Linked DNA regions of Homo sapiens: region 2 is linked to region 1. A link is a loop called in an ENCODE intact Hi-C map of the cell type or tissue named here. Cell type or tissue: heart left ventricle. All regions are shown on one strand.

Region 1 (8,000 bases):
TCTACTAAAAATACAAAAATTTGCCTGGTGTGTTGGTGGGTGCCTGTAATCCCAGCTACTTGGGAGGCTGAGGCAGGGGAATCGCTTGAGCCCGGGAGACAGAAGTTGCAGTGAGCAGAGATCGCGCCACTGCACTCCAGCCTAGGGAGACAGAGTGAGACTCCGTCTCAAACAAACAAACAAAAGAACAATGTATAACACATTTATGCTTCCAAGATTTTATTTTGCTTTATTTCACAATTATTTTCATCTTGGTTAAATTAGAAGGATAATTGAGGCTCTATTAAAAGCATGTTCTTTAAATATTATTCTCCTTATTTGCATTTGGCTTTTCCTCAAATGGAAAGGAAAACGATATCCAAATAGACAATTTTTTAAAATCCCTCCTTATTTAATTACCTGTTCATATAAATATATGAAAATATATATGCTAGCCTTTTTTTTTTTTCTGGGAAAAACTCAAAGGCTACAATTAATCCTCTTAAATGTGAGTCCCATGTTTTCTCTGCTTTTGGAATCACTTCAACATGTGGCACAGCACCTGCCTTAATATTTTTAACATTATATTGACTCCTTTTGCTGTTCCTCTCGAAGAAAATGTCTTCCTTGGAAAAGTGTGGTGTCTAACCGATCCCAATAGCGCTTTAACCCATGCTCTTTCTCTTTGCATCTGTGGGCACAGCACTGGTTCCCAGACTCTGGGGGTGGGGGTGGGGGGTTTCTACTGGACCAAACCCAGGATAGACTCCGTCCCTCACTTCTGAGATCCAGAGGCTGCCTGTCTGTGGCTGGGCTGCCCAGCCCTTTGGAAGAGAGTAGGTTGATGGAGCCTCTTCGAAATCAGGCAGCAGTGCCCGCGCCACGGCCTCTGCAGGACAGACTCCAGCATCCCCGGGGTGGGTTTCCGGAGGCCCCGCTCCCCGCCGCGCCCTGGAAAGGCTCCAGAATCTCTCGGCCTGGAGGCCCCTGGCGGCCTCTGCTCCCAAGCGGGGAGTCGCAGCCAGGCTACAGCGGGCTTGATCCTCAGTGCTGGGTGGAAAAACCGCGGCGGCAAACGCCGGGCCTGCAACTGCTGGGTGTCGGCGTTGCTGGTTCGCGGGCGGCGGCGGCGGCGGCTCCGCGACAACAGAGGACGCGAGCAACCGGCGCAGCGCCCAGCAGGGCCTTGGCGGGGTGGAGGGGCGCAGGCTGGGTTAGCGGAGCAGAGCGGACCGATCTGGTGCCCTCCGTGGCCCGAGGCCTGCGGACCTTCTCCGTTCTCCGGCCCAGGGCGAGAGCGGGGCAAGAGACAGCGCCCCGATAGTGGCGCACGCTCTCCGCCATCCCCGGGCCTCGCGCTTTCACCTCGCGTGCTGGGGCGAGGGCGGGGCTGCGGGGTGTACTGGGTCGGGGGTAGGAAGGACCTGCCAGGCCTTAGCCCTGAGCTATCCGTCATCCGCTAACGCCGCGCTCCCTGCATCCCTGGCTTGGCCCCCAGGCTCTGCGCCGCTTGTCTGTAGCAGACACAACTCAGCTCCCTTACTGTCCTCAGGCCCGGCTATTTCAAGAATTCCAGAAAAAGAGTGCACCGGCGTGTGCGGGCCGGTGCTGCCCGGAAAACCCGTGAAGCAGGCACGCACGGCCCGGATGCAAGCACATCTGTCCCCTCCCCCAAAGGTCTCCCCAGCTTTATTGATCGCGTGGGTGCGGGTAGGGATCTAAATTTGTCTCCCAGATTTTCTCTGAAATCGAGTCTCTTGGGAGTGAAGGTCCATATGATTACACCACGTCCTTAGCAGTCGCGTTGTGTTCAAAATGGGCATGGGTGCTCGCGGCGCGGATACTGAGTTCCCCAGAGACGCGGAGTCTTTTGCCCCAGGGGCTTATTCTTGTTTTCTCAATGGAACAGGTCTTCGAATCTCCCCAGGAACATCTCAGTAAGTAGGGGTGTGCGTGTTTGTGTGTGTGTCAGTGTGTGTGTGTAAATGGTTCCTATGAGCTGACAGTTTGGTATTTAAAGAACAAATGGACATAAGCACAGAAGTCATGACTTTTCTATGGATAAGATTGAGATTTCTGAGATTTCCAAGACAAGGTTGACCTGTCACGGGATAGTATTTTCAATCCTTCTCATTAAAAAAAAAAAAAAAAAAAAAAGCCTGCACTTATGTAGAGATTCGTTGGACATTCTTGTTAGTATCTGAGATTACTTTGATGTTCTAAGTTGAATACAGGCATGCATTTTCATAATAGAACATTTGTCATATCGTATGTATTCCCATTGCAGATCATTTTCCCACAAAACTGTAAGCTTCTTCAAGGCAGGAAGAGCTTTTATTCGCCTCTGACTTGTCCCAAACCAAGTAGTGCCTGCAAATATCAAGTACACAATAAATGAGTGTTAATTACACCACTCACCCCCAATCCTTACATTTCCTGTAGGCTCTAAATATTTCTATGTGTGTGCAAAGGAGAAGAAATGGAGGAATGTGGACATAGGGTTCACAGATACTAAATAAACATAAAGACATGGCCATCCATGCTGATGGACATTTACCAGATAGTAATGGTGCTCAGAATCAATTTGCTAATCAAGTCTCCATAGTTTTAGGGTTGTTATGTGCAAGAGGTAGGAATGACCTACATTATCAGGCAATTCTCTTAAAAATCAATATCTGGATATATATGTCTCCCACCCCTCAACCCCCATTTTTTCTTTCTTTCTATAGATTAGGTGTGGTGTAAACCATTATACTTGAAGTGGAAATGAGCTTGCTAACCTGTGATACCTTACCTTGGATTTACGGGTACATTTGGCTAACCTCATATTTCCCTTTTTGCATTTTTTCACTGGAATCCTAAGATAACATAAACTGGTGAAACCTGGTTTGGGTATCTAAAATACTTAACTTGGGAAAGTGAACTGAAAATATTAAAAATCATTAGCTGCCTTAATTGTTCCTTTTTCAACTCAGTGATACTATTATATCCTCTCTTCTCAGCCTTTGAATGTACTTCCCAGTCTCTTCCATGAGTAAACATTTGAAGATTAAACATTTGAAGATTCTACCTTGTTAATATGTAATATTAACTGATACTGTTTTTCATAAGGGGTTTAACTGTGCCTGGTCACCTTATATAATGCCGCTTTAAAAACATCACCATCACTGATGCGTTATAAAACATTTATTCTGGACAACATAGTATGTAGAACACTTTCCATTAATTACTAGAAATCTTTTGAAGAGGACGCTGCCCACAATGGGAAGTATTTTTATTTTAGATCCTTGTACTAAAAAAATATACTTCACTCAGAGTAAATGAAAAGACTGGGTGCCTCATCAATATCATTGTTTCTAAATTTCTGTAGACTATTCAGTTGCAAGAGAGATAGGTCTTTTGTCTAATGCTCTAACGGTAAAAAAAATATTAGTTTTATTAAGAACTTTAGGGTTAAGCTCTTGGATTTTTGTAGCACCTCTTCTACTCTTTTGTTCAAGTGCCAAGTATTAATTCTTTTCAGCTTGTAAGTAAAATGTGGTTCAGAATGCTACCTCTATTTGTAGCATTAGGAAAAAAAAATGCTGTAGATATTTATAATAATTCTCGACAATATTGTTTTATTTTAGCATCAATTTCCTCTCCTCCGTTATGATTTTTAATGGAGTCCTTATTGGTGTTTTTTTTTTCCTTGACCTACTTTCTTTTCAATAGCTTTCATATATAGCCTGTTGTCATTGTTGGTGATTTCTGTAGAGTGTAGTAGAGTCTAAATCACGGTGAAACAGAGTAGTTAGTTATCACTTATTCTAGAAATGTTTTCGTGGTTTAAAAGTCATCTGGTCTGTTCATATTCTGACTTCTTTTAAACTATGCTTTTCATGAATTTGCTCCGTTCTCCAGACTGAGGATTGAACCTCATTCTGCTCTGACCCAATTGTTCTTTTCCTTTGTTGCCTCCACCCCCTAGAGAATGTGTTTCCAGGGGACAGGCGTTCTTGGTGCTGAAGAGGAGGAGAGTCAAGTGAGACGAGATCTGGTACCTCACGCACTAGATCCCTCCTCTCCGGCCTGGTGAGAAGTCAGAGACAATTTTGACAGTTCATAGTCCTGCCTTGGCTCTCACGCTTGCGGTCCATGGGCGGGTTTTACCTTCTCTCTCTTCCTCTGCTTCTGGCCTGCTTACAGGCCAACAGCAAATGCAGCCATTGCCCGAGACCACTCAGAACTCTCCCTGTGCCATCCTCTTGGGGAACAGGAGGATATGTCCGTAGAAGACTTCGTGGACTGGGGAAAGCCACGCCGGGATCGGGACGCCGGAGAGGGTCGCCCCTCCCTAGGCTTTTTCCCGTCGCGGCGCCCACGTGACCGAGAGCAGGCCTTCACCAGCCCGCCCCTTTCGGCCGCTGCTGCCCACTTCCCGCTCGGGGTAAGTAAACCGCCGTTTTCCGCACCGCCCCAACCCCGCCCTTCTCCTTTCCCCTTGCCTTCACCTCCCTCGGGCTCTCTCGCGCCACTCTCCCCACCCCCATATCTTCCCCATCGGGCCCTTTGTACGTGCTCGGCGCCGTGCAAGCGCGCCCGGCACGTGACCCCGCCGAACGTGGCATTGTGTTATCACGTGACCCAGGTGCGTACGCGACGGAGCGGGGTGTGAAGATGGCGGACGAAGAGGCCGAGCAGGAGAGGTTGAGTTGCGGCGAAGGCGGCTGCGTCGCGGAGCTGCAGCGCCTGGGCGAGCGGCTCCAGGAGCTGGAGCTACAGCTGCGGGAGAGCCGGGTACCGGCCGTGGAAGCGGCCACCGACTACTGTCAGCAGCTGTGCCAGGTGAGGGCGCCCGGTGGTCCCCTCCCCCTTTCCCCAGCTAGAGGGGGAAGAGGGCGAGCGAGCGCTAGGCGGCCGAGAGGTGGTCGCCGCTTCCTTGGCATCATCGGCGCCTCCGCCTGGGTGGGAGCGGGAGTAGAAGGAAGGCGCCTTTGTGTGGCTGCAGTTGTGGCGGTTGTTGTCGTCTGCAGCTCCTGGCTGGGGGAAGGGAGTTGCGGTCAAGGCGGAAAATCCCCCCTCCCCTTTCCTTCCCTGAACTCGGGACTGCGCGGTCCCCGCGGCTGAGGAAATGTACACGGTGCGGATTGGAGAGAGTAGGAGAATGGAGGCCAGGTTCTCTTCCTCCTCCTCCTTTTATTGTGCACTGGGGATTACCGCGCCTCCCGCCTCTGCGCCTCTGCTTCCCACTCCGACGGGCCTCCGCCCCCACTGGTTTGATTCCTTTGCCTTCCCCTGCTTTCATCCGTCCCGCCCCCCAGCCCCGGCCCTGTCCTGGCTGTCTCCGGGCCTTTGTTGTTCGAGTTTCGCCTTAGGACTGAAGGGGCCTTTGTTGATGTTCGGAGGAGCAGTCCCCGCCGACCCCTTCTAGTTGAGCTAGACGTTCGGGAGGGGGTGCTTGGCGGAGGTTGTCCCCTCCTGCCCATACTTGCTTGCTTGGTGCATCACTTCTGTGGTAAAGCTTTATCTCCTTAGTGTAGAGGAGCTGTGCCTGTACATCTGTCTCAGGTTGAGTGTCCTTTTGGGGCGGTTTTTCCAGAGTCCGTTTCTCATTTGCTTTCGCCCTTCGAGGAGTATGATTTCCACTATCCTTTCTGTCCCGATCACCCCCTCACCCCTGTTTCTTGGAGTCCTTCCTATTTGGCTTCCTGATGAAGTGGGAGAAGACTGAGGTTCATGTGGATCTGTGCTTTGGGTAGTTTCAAATCTTTTCTTTGCTTGCCCAAGGGCACTGCTCACCAGTGACTGCATTCTAACCAGAATTTGGAATGTTAATAACACTGTTTGCTAGTGATGAAAATCATTTCATCCATGGTGAAAATCGGAGAGTTTGGGACTACATTTGCACTTCATTACGAGCCTTACACTTAGGTTTAAAATTTCAAGGTAGTGTTGCTGGCTCTGGTGAAGACTTTGATTTGATTGTCTTGAGGAGGAAAAAGAAGACACAATTTACACAGGTCATATTTAGAGTTAACTTGTGAGTGTATCATTACAGAGAATTCGTTTTGGAAAAATACTGATCTTAACGTAGAACAATGGTTGACCATTTTAGCTGAGTAGATTACATTTTCACTTATTTTTTAGCTTCCAAATATTGAAATATTTTCTTTATTATGTCGGGGATACGTGATCACATACAAAAGAATCTCCGTTGCTGTATGCACTTTATTGTCACAAATTATTTGATGGCTGTTCATAATCTTAAAAACAAAAACTGTGAGATCAAGTGGTGACGTCTAGGAGGATGTGCAATGTGAAAGCTCCCTACTTAGGTAAATAGGTCTGGTGAGTACCTGTGGCAAAATTAAAGTCTCATTCCTTTGAATTTTAATATTTAAAAATTGTTGAAATTTCTCAGTTTCTCTACTTTGCAGTACCCACTCATTCTTAATTGGTCTTTAAAGATTTATTTTAGAGATAAAAAAATTTCTCTAAGATACCCATAATAGGAAGTATTTCATTTGTAAGTCGAATCAGTTTTTATATAATAATCAGTGAAAACTATTAAAGTCTAGCTTTGCTGAAAGACATTTTCCCCTAATAGTGTCCACTGATAGTTTTAAGGCTAATTACTGTAAATTCTTTTTTTGTCAGCAGTATTTGTAAGCAGGATTAATAATTCTGGGAAAATAGAATCTCATGCAAGCTGGACTCCCCCCCGCTTTTTTGTGAGTGTGTGACGTTGTAAAGTTATCACTTAAAGATTTTTATTTATTTATTTATTTTTGAGATATGGAGTCTTGCTCTGTCACCCGGGCTGGAGTGCAGTGGTGCGATCTCAGCTCACTGCAGCCTCCATCTCCTGGGTTCAAGCGATTTTCCTGCCTCAGCTTCCCAAGTAACTGGGACTACAGGCGTGCGCCACCAAGCCCAGCTAATTTTTGTGTTTTTAGTAGAGATGAGGTTTGGGGTTTCACTGTATGTCGGCCAGGCTGGTCTCGAACTGCTGGTCTCGAACTGCTGACCTCAAGTGATCCACCCACCTCTGTTTCCCAAAGTGCTGGGATTACAGGTGTGAGCACCGCGTCCCGCCAGACTTGAGTTTTTTAATGAGTGAAACAGCATTTTAAAAATCAGAATGAAAGTAATTTCCTATATCAGTTTCATTAAGTGATTAGTCTTGCCACATAAATTGTTATTGATGCTACTGACAAAAAAACATCAAACACTAATGAAACAAATGCTGGATTTGTGGATTTCAAAAATTATAAAATATTTCATACACTGTAAGCTCAGAATAATTTAAATACACTTAAAAGTAATCTCCATTTGAAACGATACAGAGTGTGTCTGATTTCCTCTGGAACATTTTCTGGGGTGGGGTTTTTTGTTTTGTTTCTCAGGTAACCTATTTATGTTAGTGATCTTGTCAAGTGGAGGTAACTTGAAACAATTGTTTATTTATGTTTATTTACAGGGGTGGAGGTGGCTCACACCTGTAATCCCAGCAGTTTGGGAGGCCGAGTTGGGCGGATCGCTTGAGCCTGAGCAGCATGGCGTGGCCCCTTCTCTACAAAAAATACAAAAAACAAAACAAATCAAAAAAATTAGCCAGGCGCTGTGGCGAGTGCCTGTAGTCCCAGCTACTTACGAGGCTGAGGTGGGAGGATCATTTGAACCCGGGAGGCAGAGGTTGCAGTGAGCAGAGATGGTGCACTGTGCACACTCCAGCCCGGGTGACAGAGAAAGATCCTGTCTCAAAAAAATAAAAAATAAAAATAAAATTGTATCTTAGCAATTATCACCTAGCATTTTGATACGAAGTTGAGTGAAGCAATGGTTAACAATTAAAGAATTTATTGGCGCAATCTAAATATAGTACCAGGGATACTAGGAGCTAGAAATTATGTCTTAGTTTCTAACCTTGAGATTATTATTTAACTTTTTCTGTTTAAGCTTTTCCTGTAAAACTGGGATAGTCACACGCTTCAAGAAGGCAAAGATGAATAAACGTTTGTCAAAGTTAATGGGCTTCA
Region 2 (8,000 bases), 320 kb after region 1:
GGAAGAGAAGACAAAATAAGACAGAGTAGCAGTCAGAAGAATAGAAAAAAGATGTAAAGTAAGCTCTGTGATCATGGAAGAAAAGTCTAGCTCTTCTACTTACCAGCTGTACCACTTAACACCTCTCTGCTGCAGTTTCTGTATCATAAAAATGAGATAATAATAGTTCCAAATTCATTGATTGGGTTGTCATAAGGATTAAATAAGTTAACACATAAAAAGCACTTACCTGGTAAGTGCCATGTCAATCTTAGCTAAGAGAATAGAGATTCTCCAATGTTTCAGGTCTATTGTACCCCCTTGCCCATTTTTCTGCACTTTTTGTTTTCTAGCCCTCAGTTAATGCCTAGAATAATGCTTGGCACATTATGACTTTCAAAAAATGGTGAATAACAAAAGAGGATGATGGATTAGAGTTATCAGTGGAGTAGGCAATTGTCAAACTCTCTTTTCCTAGAGTTGGCTTGAGTGGAAATACCATTGATGCAAAGCAAGCATAAAATGGTAGAAATAGGTACAAACCATCAGTGACTGGCAGGAAAAGGAAAGAGGGATTACGGTAATGAAAAAAGAAAAGAGAGGCAAGGGATAGTTAAGCTCAAATATGAAATGTCTGGATACACATGATTATTACTCATGTTTAATTCCTAATCCAGACATTGAATTTTACATTATCTCCCTGTATCCTTTTATCAATTATAAAATGTGACAATTATTGGCTTTTTAGTCATATTATACTGTAGGAAATAATTGCTTTAAAATAACAATAACTTGGGAGGCTGAGGCAGCAGATCAGGAAGTCAGGAGTTTGAGACCAGTTTGGCCAATATAGTGAAACCCCGTCCCTACTAAAAATACAAAAAATTAGCTGGGTGTGGTGGTGTGTGCCTGTAATCCCAGCTACTCAGGAAGCTGAGGCAGGAGAATTGCATGAACCCTGGAGGCGGAGGTTGCAGTGAGCCAAGATTGTGCCATTAGACTCCAGCCCAGGCAACAATGCAAGACTCTGTCTCAAAAAATAAAAATAAATAAAATAAAAACAATAACTTAGCAAATAGGTTTTGGATGCTTAATAGCACAATGAAAGAAATATGCTTAAACTGTCAGGGAAATAATTTTCTTTTGGTATCTATATCTATATATGTTCTTTATGGTTAACTGCTTACTATTCTTTAAACATTACCACATTTAATAATCTATTATATAGCTACCATATTTGAATTCAATTATAACCTCCTTAAGCCTTTTGGTATTTGCTTCCTCACAGCCTTTTTATTTAATTAAGTTCATACTTTTACTTTATTACCAATGGATACAGTACTGGGCTTCTTTTTATATACATCATTGAGACTAGGGTAGCTCTGATACATGAGCAGGAAATGGAAGAGAGCAGGGGATTGAGGCAAATACTGTAGTTTTCTAGTGACAATCAGAAATCATTAGGGACTCAAGTGGCATTAGCAATGGCTGCTTGAAGCACTGTAAGGTTATCTTATCAGGCACAGGGGCTTGTATCTCATATGTTAAGGATTGCTGCTGCTTTCTCTAACCAGAGTTGTAAGGAAAACTAGGCACACATGAAAGAAAGACATTAAATCAATATTTTTTTCCTCCAAGACTGAGGATAATTCAGAGTGAGAAAGTAAAAATTAGTTCAGAGTAAGACTGTAAATAGCTGCTTGGTCATTAATTGAGCTGGGATAACAAACCCAGGTAAACCCTGCTGCAAAGTTAATGGGAAATAACTAAGTATATGCTGACACTATAAAGTATAATAGCAAGGCCCTTCTTTGAGTGTTTGCTTTCTAATTCACTGAAAAACTTTGTTCTCTAAAATCATATACTCTAGGAAAACTTGCTGCTTGAAATTACATCAGTAAGAATGAAACACCCTACTTTTGCTTGGGGGGATCTACATCATTTTCATACAAAGAAGCAGCCTCAATTAAGGGGCTCCTGAATACAACATTCCACATCTATGGTAACTTTGTAGTTTTCAAGAAACAGGATCCTGAGACTGTTCTACAGTCCCTATTGGATACATATAGTCCTGCTTTGAGTTTATCAAACACTGCTTCCTTTAAATTTCACCTAATCCCATCCTTCCCTAAAATTCTATAAATTTATCTTTTTTGTTTCCTGAGATACCTCTGGTGTTCAGTTTCCCTCATTGGAATGTGTTTTAGGTGGTTCTTGCAGTGCTATAAAGAAATACCTGAGCCTGAGTAATGCATAAGAAAATAGGTTTAATTGGCTCATGATTCTGCAGCCTGTACAGGAAACACAGTGCTGGCATATGCTTCTGGGTAGGCCTCAGGTAGCTTTTACTCATGGTGGAAGGCGAAGTGGGAGCAGGCACATCACATGGCCAGAGCAGGAGAGAGAGAGAAAGAGAGAGAGAGACTTTTAAAACACCAGATCACCTGTGAACTCAGAGCAAGAGCTCACTTATCACCAAGGCGATGGCCCAAGCCATTCTTGAGGGTTCTGTCCTCATGATCCAGAGCTCCCACCAGGCCCCACCTCCAACATTGAGGATTACAATTCAACATCACATCTGGGCAGGGACAAATACCCACTTTATATCAGAAGGCATCAGTAAGCTCAACTTTGTCAGACTATAGTTTGGCAGATTTGTCCTGTTGGTATTGGGCTAACTGGGTTAGGACAAAGAGGCATGAAAATCTAGTTAAGTTTGATGCCAGTGAAGTATAATAGTCTTTTGAGGCAATGAAAATGTATAAGAAAAGTAGGATTCAACAGCATGATGTTATGTGAACCAGAAATGCCACAAAAATGGCTCAGCAACATTTGACCCACCACTTTAATTGGGATCTCTGTGTGTGTGTGTGTGTGCGTGTGCGTGTGTGTGCATGTGTGTGTGTGTAAAATGCGCTTCCTCACCAGAAGGAATGATAGTTCCTAGTTGATTCTACCACCTAGGACAGGAAAAAACAAAACCTCTTGTTGCCAGAAATTAAAACATGCTTCAAAAAGCTAGTGCAGGCCAGGTGTGGTGGTTCACACCTGTAATCCCAGAACTTTGGGGGGCTGAGGTGGGAGGATTGTTTTAGGTGGGGAGTTCGAGAACTAGCCTGGGCAACAAAGTGAGACGCCCCCACCCACAATCTCTACAAGAAGAAAAAAAGACAAAAAAAAAAAAAAAGTAAAAACAGCTGGTGCAGACTTGAAAACAGAGGCAGGCTTACAAGTGCCTTTTGGAACAAATTGAGCATTTAGAAATTATACTTAATTGATGTAAGCTGACACTATAATGATAGTCCAAAATGGGACAAGATAAACCATACAAAGCAGTAGCTGTAAAACGAAGGACTATATGATATAATATTTTTAATTTTTAAAATTAATTTCACGTACATATATGAATATTGTTTAAATGTATGCATAAGTACATACACAGTAGAGAACTGAATAATTCTACTAGTGGAAACTGTATCAATTACAATAAGGGAAGATTAGCACCAGTGAGCACACTTACTACCAGGTAGAGGAAAAGTCCAACACTATTGCAAAATGAGATTAATCAAATGTCTGCCTCTACAAAGTCAACTCTGGTCTCCTGGGAGCCCCTCCCAATATTAATATGATGCTAATAAGGCATGCAAAATGTTCCAACAATGTTAACAGACCAGATATATCTATATGTATATTTAACAAGACAATGGTATACAACCAACCCTCTAAAAGGACAATTTTGGGGAAAGAACATGCTGCAGAAGGTGTGGGCTGCTGGGCAGCTCAGAATCTTGCATCCCTATTCCTGTAAGTGCTGAGGTATTTTCATATTATTTTAAACCAATCCACATATCTTGAACATCATTTATTTCACCAATGAATTATTTCTAATATCAATTATGATAGCTAATTAACATCCCCTAGTGAAAGTGGAGATTATAGTGGTTAAAATGCCTGTTGATATATCTAATTTTTTTTGTTTTTTGAGACGAAGTCTCGCTGTGTCGCCCAGGCTGGAGTGCAGGGGCGCAATCTCGGCTCACTGCAATCTCCCGGGTTCAAGTGATTCTCCCGCTTCGGCCTCCTGAGTAGCTGGGATTACCGGTGCGCGCCACCACGCCCGGCTAATTTTTTGTATTTTTAGTAAAGACGGGGTTTCGCCATATTGGCCAGGCTGGTCTCGAACTCCTGACCTTAGGTGATCCATCTGCCTCGACTTCCCAAAGTGCTGGGATTACAGGCGTGAGCCACCACGCCCGGCCGATACATCTGATTTTTTAAAGGCCGTTTTGTTGTGCGAAGATCATTAGTTAGAATGCCTGGCTGGGTAAATACAACCGATGACTGCTGACGATATGGAACAGGCACAAGACTTCTGAACGATATGTAGAATAAATTATAACTTATCTAGAACACAAGGTAACAGTGGAAGATAATGAGCCAGGTGGAAGTTACAAATGTTGCCGCAAGTAGTTTCTGTTACTTTACGAGTTCTGGGAGCTTCTCTAACAGCTTTGACAGGAGTGAATCCCCAAGGCTAAACCCAAATCCTTATTTGCCGCCTACTCACGCCTTTGTGAGGACTACGATTCCCAGACGGCAACGCTCCCTTCACTCAACTTCCTTAGCTGGCGGGGAGACGCAGTTTACAGAACTACCTCCCCAACCGAATTTCACACACCTGTCACCTAGGACGCGGCCGGGAAGGCCTCCCTTCGATCCGCGTTCTCCCCATTTTGGGGTGTAGCTTGGATTCCTGAGCCCAGTTTTAGTGCGTGGCCGACCGGGAGGCCGGCGAGGCGCTCTAGGCCGAGCGGCTTCGTCTCTATGACCACAAGGGGCGGTCCCCGGTGTCCTGCGCGGGGGCGCGGAGGGGGCGGGCGTCAGTTCCGCGGGGGGCTGTCGGGGAACCATGGCTGCCCCGAGAGGTGAGAACTGGGTCTGCTGGGAGTGGGGAGTCCGCGGGGGGCGGCGGCGGGCGAGCATCTGCGCTGGTCAGCCCCTGTCGGGCAGCGGAGCACCCTGGTTGCCCAGTGCCTCTGGGGCCTGGCTGAGGCGTCAGGAGTTTGCGTGGAGCCGCTCCCGGCAGTCAGGGCAGCCTGCCTTCCGCTGCGGCTGCAGTCTCCGCGGCTGACTCCGCGCTGGGCAGGTCGGAGTCAGAGACCGCACTGACCTCCACTAGCTGGGAGTGGGTGGGAACCGAATTCTGACAGGCCGGGGCTGCGGCGGACCCGGAGAGAGGCCAGGGCGTGGGTCCGGGGCTGGACCGCATTACCCAGCGAGGCAGGACAGTTCTTCACCCTGGCCCCGCGGCTCCGGTCTCCTCTGCGCCTCCTACCCTGTGGATGCTCAGAGGCTTAAAGGCAGGCTCCGGGCGCAGATCCCATGCGGCGGCTGGGCCATGCAACAACCACTAAAGACATCACTGGGGCGTCAAAACAGCACTGAAATCGTAACGAAAGGAAGATAACAGTCGTTAACAGTTCCCACCTGTATGCTGTGTGTAATTATAGAGAATGCTGTATGCTGCTATTTGGGGTGGAAGCTGAGATCCACCTCCCTCCTCCTGAGGGATGGCACATTCGGGTGAAGGCGTATTTGTTGACTAATTGACATTTAAGGAGGGCGAGTCTAATTGACTCCGCACCACTTTTTGCTGAGCAGTGTGTGTAAGTTGGGACCAGAGGTGGATTCTTTGACTGTGGTGCATTAACCAGGAGAAGTTGGGCAACACCCGGATTCTTGCTCCACCCTTCCTCCATAGAGCACTTGGCTTCACCCTTGAATAAATATTGAACGAATACATAAGGAATATCTTCTTGCGTGGGTTTCAAGTTATTTTCCCTGTTGCGGGGTCCATGTTTCTCATCAGGCCCTGCCCAGGGGCATTGTCTTTAGTTGCATATGCTTCTCTTATGTCTTCTTTCTGTTTCATTTCAAATAAGTCCAATCTTAAAAGCCTTTTTTTGTAGCAACACAGGAAATAAAAGAAAAAGAAATAGAATTGTTTTGATAACTAAAATGGAATGGGGATAGCAAAATTGATCCGAACGAAAACTTATAAATTACAGAAGTCAAATCATTACTTGAAATAGCTGCAACAATGTAAAGGTTTAGGCTTATTGCCAATACATATTTGTTGAGCCTTGATTGTAATCCTAACAAAACTACAGTTTCCATAGTTTCCGAATATCCACAAAGGATTTATCTGGGACTTACAGAATTTCTAAGTTCTTAAGTATTACAAATAATGTCCCCATAAACTATAGTAAAACATAACCGAAAAAAAACATTTTAAACTGTAAGTTTCTTTTGGGGGACATTTCCACACAAACACTATATGGGAGCTAATAGAATTTCGTGAGAAGCAGGGAACAATGCAGGGTTAAGATGTGGCTGCCAGTTGAGTTGTGGGCTAGCTTTATAGTTACTGGCATTGGGTGTGATTTGAATTATTTGCCCAATTTGAAGTGATTACATATGGACTTTTGCTGTTACCCTGAAATAATTGAAATTGCTAATAACTGAAGTTTTATACTGGAGAATTTGTGAATGGAGTGAACAAGAAATAGTTTGGTCTGATGTTAAACTGCCAGAGAAAATCGTACTTAAAAACATTTAGTATTTAAAAGTTGAAATACGTTTAAAAACTGGTATTCCATGTCAAAGCCCAATCTGTTTTGCACATACCTAAACTTATTTGATTACCCTTCCACTTAGATCAGTAGTTATTTTCAAGAATATAATATATATTCCCATATACTCACTATGCAAAAAGGTATTTTTTCAAGTTAATGACAATATTATAAGTCAGAATATGTTTGTAGGCTATCAATATTTGGTTTAGTGTTTAAATATTCACTTTGTTGTTTTTGGAATCAGGAACCTGTACAGTAGCTAAAATAAAGTACTTTTTAGTTTATCAGCCCTAACTTCTCTTATTTATGAAAGTGTTGATAATCTAGGACATGAGATGGCAAACTTTTCCTGTGAAGGGCTGGATAGTCTCTTGTCATAACTACTCAGATCTGCTGTTGTAGGGAAAAAAAAGTAGCCTGGATAATTTAGAAACAAATGAGCATGGCTATGTTCTAATAAAACTATTCATGGACACTAGAATTTGAATTTCCTGCAATTTTCACATATCACAAGATGTTATTACATTTTTTATCAACCATTTAAAAATGTAAAACAATCGTGAGTTCACAGGCCTCATGTAAACTGGCGACATATATAGTTTGTTCACCCTTTATCTAGAAGATGGGAAGTGCCTTCTCTTCTACTGATTAAAGGTTATTGCTGTATATTTTTGAAGTCATATTTCTTCCCTTGTGTAGGAAAGTTTTAGAACAAAGGAAGTATTATAGTGATCTCCTTCACTTCCTTTTATATAAACACTGATTTTTTGGCTCCTCAGATCTTTTGGAAAGAAAGTTTAAGCAGTTAAAAACTATTTCTTCTGTTTTACTTTTTATTTAAAACCTGATATGGTTTTTAAAAATTGCCTACAATTCAGAAAATATTCTTTAATGCACTCGGGAAAATATTTATATTGAAGAACCTGTTTCCTTGTAAGATCCAACCATACTGTATCTAAAGATAATCTGTTTGAAACTCCTGTTTTATTTCCCTATGAAAACTATCTTTGAATTGTGATTAGGCTCCCAAAGCAGTGAACAAAATCTTACTTAGCATATAATGTAGTTAAAGTAGCAGGCTGGAGTCACCTGGTGTCCTTCTGGTTCTTAACCTGGAGTTGTCAAAGTATGGCTCTGGAAAGCCTAAAATATTTGTTTCTGGCCCTTTGCAGAAAAATTTGCTGATCCCTGTTTAACCTTGAGCCTAAAGATTTGAATGGAGGTGAAGGGGAACTGGGGGACAATAGGTGGGAGGTGGGTGAGGAAAGTAGAAATAGTTTGATCCTTGGGTGATGGCAGTACCCGAGCAGGTCTGGGAATAAGGAAGTATGAGGGAGACTTGGTACCCACTGCTTATGGTTTTACCAAAGGTCTTGGACAGGCTCT

The links. Peaks named below come from ENCODE experiments on the same cell type or tissue, not always from the same donor. Only the 100,000 strongest peaks of a DNase experiment are listed, where the experiment ranks them.
Region 2: a loop joins it to region 1, with 2.9 times the contacts of the local background. A loop is called at or near these places in 28 of 110 quality-filtered maps.

The regions. Positions count from the first base shown.
Region 1 is chr6:87,150,954-87,158,953 of GRCh38, forward strand. It overlaps ZNF292 (zinc finger protein 292), which reads left to right and starts at 4,612. Exons shown (of 8, transcript NM_015021.3): 1 at 4,612-4,806. The coding sequence starts at 4,639. LOC124901355 (translation initiation factor IF-2-like) reads right to left here and starts at 4,294. Exons shown (of 2, transcript XM_047419630.1): 1 at 4,023-4,294; 2 at 203-2,349. The coding sequence starts at 1,435. The coding sequence ends at 755. RefSeq lists enhancers at 835-904, 1,136-1,636, 4,150-4,309, 4,580-4,919, 5,431-6,038 and a silencer at 1,105-1,224. In heart left ventricle, a CTCF peak has its summit at 4,380; DNase peaks (open chromatin) are centred at 1,228, 1,338, 4,488 and 5,198; H3K4me3 peaks cover 5,348 bases; H3K27ac peaks cover 4,318 bases.
Region 2 is chr6:87,468,116-87,476,115 of GRCh38, forward strand. It overlaps SLC35A1 (solute carrier family 35 member A1), which reads left to right and starts at 4,859. Exons shown (of 8, transcript NM_006416.5): 1 at 4,859-4,904. The coding sequence starts at 4,889. It overlaps LOC124901357 (a long non-coding RNA gene), which reads right to left and starts at 4,830. Exons shown (of 2, transcript XR_007059668.1): 1 at 4,658-4,830; 2 at 3,335-4,383. RefSeq lists enhancers at 4,506-5,412, 5,408-5,577, 5,628-5,727 and a silencer at 4,818-4,957. In heart left ventricle, CTCF peaks have their summits at 4,811 and 5,016; DNase peaks (open chromatin) are centred at 4,836 and 5,236; H3K4me3 peaks cover 1,967 bases; H3K27ac peaks cover 1,329 bases.